Linked DNA regions of Mus musculus: region 2 is linked to region 1. The links are chromatin contacts, found by Hi-C or POLR2A ChIA-PET in ENCODE. All regions are on one chromosome and are shown on one strand. Each heading gives the region's core, a stretch centred on a gene start or an enhancer-like site at or near the end of the contact. The rest is flanking DNA. Distances are from core to core; before and after follow the strand shown.

What was found. A loop is a pair of places that touch in the nucleus more often than their neighbours do. ChIA-PET counts read pairs that join two places held with the same protein, here RNA polymerase II (POLR2A).
Region 2: a loop to region 1 is called in a map of left cerebral cortex, with 3 times the contacts of the local background. The contact joins the enhancer-like site here to the promoter of Tex26 in region 1. A Hi-C loop is called at or near these places in 1 of 37 maps with a recorded cell type or tissue (left cerebral cortex). POLR2A ChIA-PET finds 5 or more read pairs at or near these places in 1 of 5 experiments (Patski).

The regions. Positions count from the first base shown.
Region 1 is chr5:149,438,279-149,441,235 of GRCm38, forward strand. Tex26 (testis expressed 26) reads left to right here and starts at 1,382. Exons shown (of 7, transcript NM_029464.2): 1 at 1,382-1,509. The coding sequence starts at 1,449.
Region 2 is chr5:149,522,993-149,525,949 of GRCm38, forward strand. The region is part of intron 1 of Gm15997 (predicted gene 15997); the gene reads right to left. It also overlaps a transcript of Wdr95 not described here. Among named protein-coding and RNA genes, the nearest start is that of Wdr95, 4.2 kb to the right of the region's middle. Within about 2 kb of position 1,404, at least 1 of the 3 ENCODE cell types and tissues checked has a DNase peak (open chromatin) inside an H3K27ac peak, as active enhancers do.

The sequences.
Region 1 (2,957 bases), core at 132-2,631:
CATTTATCCAAAATGGTCTTCCAAGTACTGGTGATTATAGGAACCAAAATATTGATGGATTCTGAAAAGCCCCGAAGATGGTCTCATATTCAGCATCTCCTATTCAGCCGAGATTTAATTATTTATGTAAGATAAACAGGTCATCTCATTAATATGCAACCTCAATAATATGACGTCTCATTAATATGCAAATTTGCTTCATATCTTTCATAGATGGTAAAATTGTATGCACAGCAATGAATTGCTTTTTAAAATAAAGCTCCTCATGGTTCATTATCAATAAACATGTGACCTGTGTATTTGTCTTATATACCTTATATACTCTAGCTGGCATAAAAATTTCTCAGGCACAGTGTGATCACAAGTGGAAAAAAATTAAAAGCCACACTCTAACATGTATAAGTGGGTAGGATCAGCCGGCCAGTGTACAGTAACAAAGTGGCATCCTATGATTGGTACTAGGAATATAGTTTGGGATTTTTTGTATTTATTAAAAATAAGGTCTGGTGTAACCCAGGCTGCCCCTGGACAAACTATGTAGTGGAGGATGACCCTGCTGCATCCATTATCCCTCTGGACTCTCCGTAATTAGCCTGTGCCCAATGTTTCCCTGAAGTAACTAGACACTAGCTTAGGATGCTCTGGGTTGACCTCACACAGACCTGATGCCGAAACTTTTACCTTTCCCTTATACCACATCTTTCTCATCCTTGAGTGTAGTCGCTGTGTCCTACAGATTTCCATGCCAACCTTGCCCAATTTTGCTTACATTGAAAATTATGAATGGACACAAATTTGCGGTTGGGCGTCTGTCTGTCTGCTTCTGGGTTTTTAATATTCGGGGTATTTAATATTTTGAGACAAGGCATCTCTTTCCAGGGTTGGGCTCCTGCCTTAGCCTCCTGAGTTCTCGGATCACCGGTGAGCACCAGTATACCAGGCTAAAATAAACTTTTTTTTTCCAGCCTTTTCCAGTTTGCTCGTATTTGCCAATACATAAAACAATGGCATAGTATTGCAAGGACCAGAGCAGTGTCTCTCCACCTTCCTAATGCTGCGACCCTTTAATATAGTTCCTCATGTGGTGGTGACCCCCCCCCCAACTACAAATTGTTTGGTGGCTACTTCATAACTGTAATGTTGCTACGGTTATGAATTGTAATGTATAATGGTAACATCTGTGTTTCCTGATGGTCTTAGGTGACCCCTGTGAAAAGTTCGTTCGACACCCCCCACCCCCAAGGAGTCGTAGTCCATAGGTTGAGAACTATTGGATTAGGGCACTCCATGAAAGTCAGGAATCAGCGTGATGCGCTCACCCTCTGGGTCCAGGGGCGGAGACTGAGGCGTCTCCATAGCGACGCTTCACAAAGGCACGCGCAGAGGGTGGGGCGCAGAGCGGAGTACTACTGCCTTGTCAGGGCGGGAAGGCGACCTTTTGGGACAAGATGGCCCGGTATAGGAACAAGGTTTCGTGCCCTGCTCAATGTGACCCCAAGCTCCAGTCAAGTAAGACTGCCCACGCTGCGGGTCTGCGGGGCGTGGTGTGCTGTGTGTGCGGTGGAGTTGTTTTAAATAAGGCAGTTTTTTTTTCCCCAAGGGCATCAATCGTGAGAGGTTTGCCTCGCTTTTAGAGATGGCAGGGAGGCGCAAGTGAGTCAGGGAGAAAGATCAGCTGTCCAAAATCACACTCCTGTCCAGCCCTTTATACTCCCCTCTCTAAAACTCTGGGGTGTCCCTTTAAATACTTAAGGAAACCCCTGAGGAGACATGATAAAGCCACAGCTAGTGTCCTTCCAAGGACAACAGAGCCGAAGACAAATGAACAGAACTGGGGACGTAATGGAGGGAGAGAAGGAGTCTGGCTGGTTCTTTAAGTCGCAAACAGCAAATTCAGTGGGGCGGGAGGGAGGGGAGGGGCGGGATCAGCCGGCCAGGGCTGCTCTGTCTGCAGACTGGGCTGGGAGCTGAGCCCTTTTCAAAGGCGCTCTGCCAGGTGACAGATGGAGAGCCTTGCTCTGTGGTTCTGCTTGCGGCGGCGGCAGCGGGTTTACCAGCTCAGCGTTTTGCGTTGGTGAAGAGACATCACCTCCCCTGGCTGTTAGTTGCGACTCGAGTAGCATTATTACTGAGTGCACAGTCAGCGTATCCATCCCTTCGGAGCAATAATGGCCGGCTGCAGCCGTCTAGCCGAGCTGGCTAAGGGGCTGTGAGGATTCTTTAGAATGATGCTCCTAAGAGAACAATGAAGTGGGTGTTTACATTCCAATCTAGTTCTCTGTAAACGAAGAGTGGAAAGCTGGAGTGTGTGTGTGAGGGGGGAGGGCGGGAAGGAGCGTATTCAGTTAAAAAAAATGTTAAATGTTTTCAGATTCTATAGGACGGCGAGGTCAGGAGATGGAGGAGGGAAAAGCTCCCAGGATCCCCAAGGGCACTCCTTAATTTCCATTTCCCTTTTTCTAAACACTCTGTCTGTCAGGTATTTTCCTAGGCCAGTAGTCTCCTTCCTTGTCTGGAACAGATAAGAGTTAGGATTCCTCCTCTTACGGAATTGATCACGTACCCCAGGACTTCCGGTGCTGCACAAACTGCCAGGGACTCTACTGTCTACACTCAGTACCCAATGCCAAATGTTCAGACTGAACTATCCCGCTCTTGATCAGGCAGTTTCCATGCATGGCCCAGAGGCCCCTGTGCCTCAGTGTGGACAAAAATCACCTTCCTGTCCTCCTTGGAACCTTCCAGAAGTTGAGAGTACAATGAAGAGGGCCCAGGCTGTTAGAGAAGGAGCCCTTGATTGGTTACAGATCTCTTTTGTTCAGCCCTCACCTGCTGGGTCATCTGCCCCTTCAGCCTTGGGTCTGTCACAGCCACAATCCCATCTTCCATTGCTGCTAAAGTCACCCTCCCAAGAAGAGTGTGAGATATGTCATCTCTAATCTTTGTCCCCAAAGAAG
Region 2 (2,957 bases), core at 154-2,653, 85 kb after region 1:
CAGCTCCTGTTCCCCATGCCCTGTCTGAAGATGGTGTTTTGTTTCTGTCTTTGCTTTAGCTCCGTGGAGCCTGACAAGTGCCTGATCCTCTATGGCGATGACCAGGTAGGTTGTGTGTGTGTGTGTGTGTGTGTGTGTGTGTGTGTGTGTGTGTACCGAGTCAAGAACCAGAATGATGTCTACTGTGCTTTCCAGGGGTGAAGCGGGGGGACTCCCTTGTGTCCTGAGGCTGAGACCAGACCAAGAAGGAAAATAGAAAGGCAGACAAGATGGGATGAGAACAAGAACACTCAAAGAGCACATGAGTGGTGCTCCCTAACCTGTGTGATGCTCCCTAGCACTCGAGGGGTGCTCACTAATGTGTAATGTCCCCTAACATGTGAGTGATGCTCCCTAGCATGTGAGTGGTCCTCCCTAGCATGTGAGTGGTGCTCCCTAGCATGTGAGTGGTGCTGCTATCATGTGCATAGTCCTCCCTAACTTATATATGTTGCTCCTTAATGTGAGTGTGGTGCTCTCTGCTGTGTGTGCTGCTCACTAACATACAAATTAGGCTCACTAATACACCCATTGTGCTCACTAAGGAGCCTGATGCTTTTAGTACTATCTATTCACATCACTACACCCCGCAAGGCAGAGGTCACCATGAGTGCTTATAAGAATGAAGAAATTGAGGTACAGTGCAGCTATGCAGTTTCCCCCAAGCTTCTGTGTTCCAGAGATGGGGGACTGGTCTATGCCCTTGGCTCTAGACTTTCATGATCACCAAATGTCCCTCGTTAAACAAATACTTGAAGACACAGGCTAGGAATAGAGGACCCTGTCTAAAATCCCTGCTGACAAAAGAGGGAGGGACATTGCCTCCCCCAGATGAGTCTCCACTCAGCCAAGACAGAAAAATCCTTCAGATGAATTTTGCTGCACAATTAGAAATAAGGCCTAAATGCAGATTGCCCCAGCAGAGGAGACTGAGTGACCTAAACACAAATTGTGACTGGATGACGAATTTCTAGACTCTTCCTGGTGAGCTGATTTAGGCAGGTCAGGAGGAAATGGAGCATGCGTAGAATTGAACCCACCCCCACTTCCCAATCTCTCTCAGGCACCATCTCTCTGTGGTACTTGAAATGTCTTTTCAAACAGAGGTTTTTCTTAAGAGGAGAGAGAGCAGACAGGGGACACACACACACACACACACACACACACGAACACACGCACACGACGTATTAAATCTTACAGAGATCTGCAACCCAAGCCCCACGAGGTGGAAGCGGAGACAAGCAATACGCTGCCCTGCTGTAGGGAGCACCATTCATAAAGACTAGTACGGGAACGGTGCCTTGGATTTGGGCCACACAGCCTCCAGGCTGGAATTCCCCAAATGGAAGTTGGCAGGACTGTGAGGCAGAGGGAAGCCTCTCTATGTCCTCGGTGTCCTGTGGCAGCCAGCCCCTGTTAGTGGAGTTCCCTGCCTCTGCCTCTGCCTCTTCTTGGATGCTTTCCTGGGTATGGGCTGGCCTGGTTACTGCCTTCCAGCACACGCCAGAGAGGGAAGCCAGAACCGGTCCAGGCAGCACCGGCTGCTCATTAGAAAGCAAGCTGATTGCTGGAAATGCAAATGACCCATTTCACCTTATCCTTCTGACAGACACGCTGGGAGCGATGACTGGTTGCTCCCTACCTGTCACCACTGCAGCTCTGATCATTGTGTGAAGTGCCTGCCACACTTGAAGTGCATAGATAGCAGCCATCACGAGCGCCCTTCAGTTGTAGACGCAATCATCCATTGCCCCCTAGTGGAGTCCATGTGAATGACATGGTAGGCACCCCGTGTGTGCTGATTTAGGATTTAAGCAAATCGAGGTTGCGTTTTATTTTAAGAATGGCTTGCAGCTCCTGCTGATTTCATCTCGGCTGCTCGTATCTGTGTCTCTTAATTAGCAGCCATGAGATGGAATAAAATGTCAATCACGGGTGATTTGCGGAGCTGAGTTTGAATGTTAAAAAGTCATGGCATTTTCAAACCATATTTAAGACCTCATTTGATGATCATTCAAATTTTTTTTTTACCCTTAGTCTGGGAAAAGGTTTAAAATGAATGTAGTGTTAAGCATCTCAGGTTGGCATTTCGCTGAGCTTCGGGGTTATGTGAAAGAGAAACAAGATTATTTGTAAGACAGAGGCAGTAACCGAGTCTGCTTTGTCATCTAATCTGTCTCCTGACCCTGCTCTGGTAGATTTCAGAGGCTCCCAGTTTGCATAGTTCTTTGTTGTCCTGTATCCATGGTACCAGGGACTCAGTCATACTTAGCATAAGAGGAGCTAGATTTGTGACAAGGGACCTTTTTTATCACCACATTTGTGAAGGCTGCTTCCTGGGTGACTGTCCTTGCAGTGTCTGCAGAGCTAAGGCTCATAGCATGCATTAAAAGGCGATTGTCAACAGTACTTGGCTGTGCCACAGTAAGTTTATTAAGGGATCTGCTTCATGAGAGAGAGAGAGAGAGAGAGAGAGAGAGAGAGAGAGAGAACTTAATATGTTATTTTTCATTATGTGGGTCTGTGGGGGGGGATGGGCACATGGGTGCAGGTAGCTGCAGATACCAGCAGAGGGCGCTGGTTGCTCCGGAGTTGGAGTTACAGGTGTGGGTGCTGGGAACTGACCTGGATCCTCTGAAAGAGGCAGTGTGCACTCTTAACTGCTGAACCATCTCTCTAGCCCTGAAGTGTGTGTGTGTGTGTGTGTGTGTGTGTGTGCATGCAAGCAAGCATAAGGCAGTCAGAGGACAATGTGCAGGAGTCAGTTCTCTCCTTCCACCATATGGGACACAGGGATCAAACTCAGGCTTGTCAGGCTTGTGGCAAGAGCCTTTAGATAATGAGCCATCTCACCAGCCCTAAACTAATACATAACTTTTTTAAACTTTTATTTATTTCGTTTGTGTGGTATTTTGCCT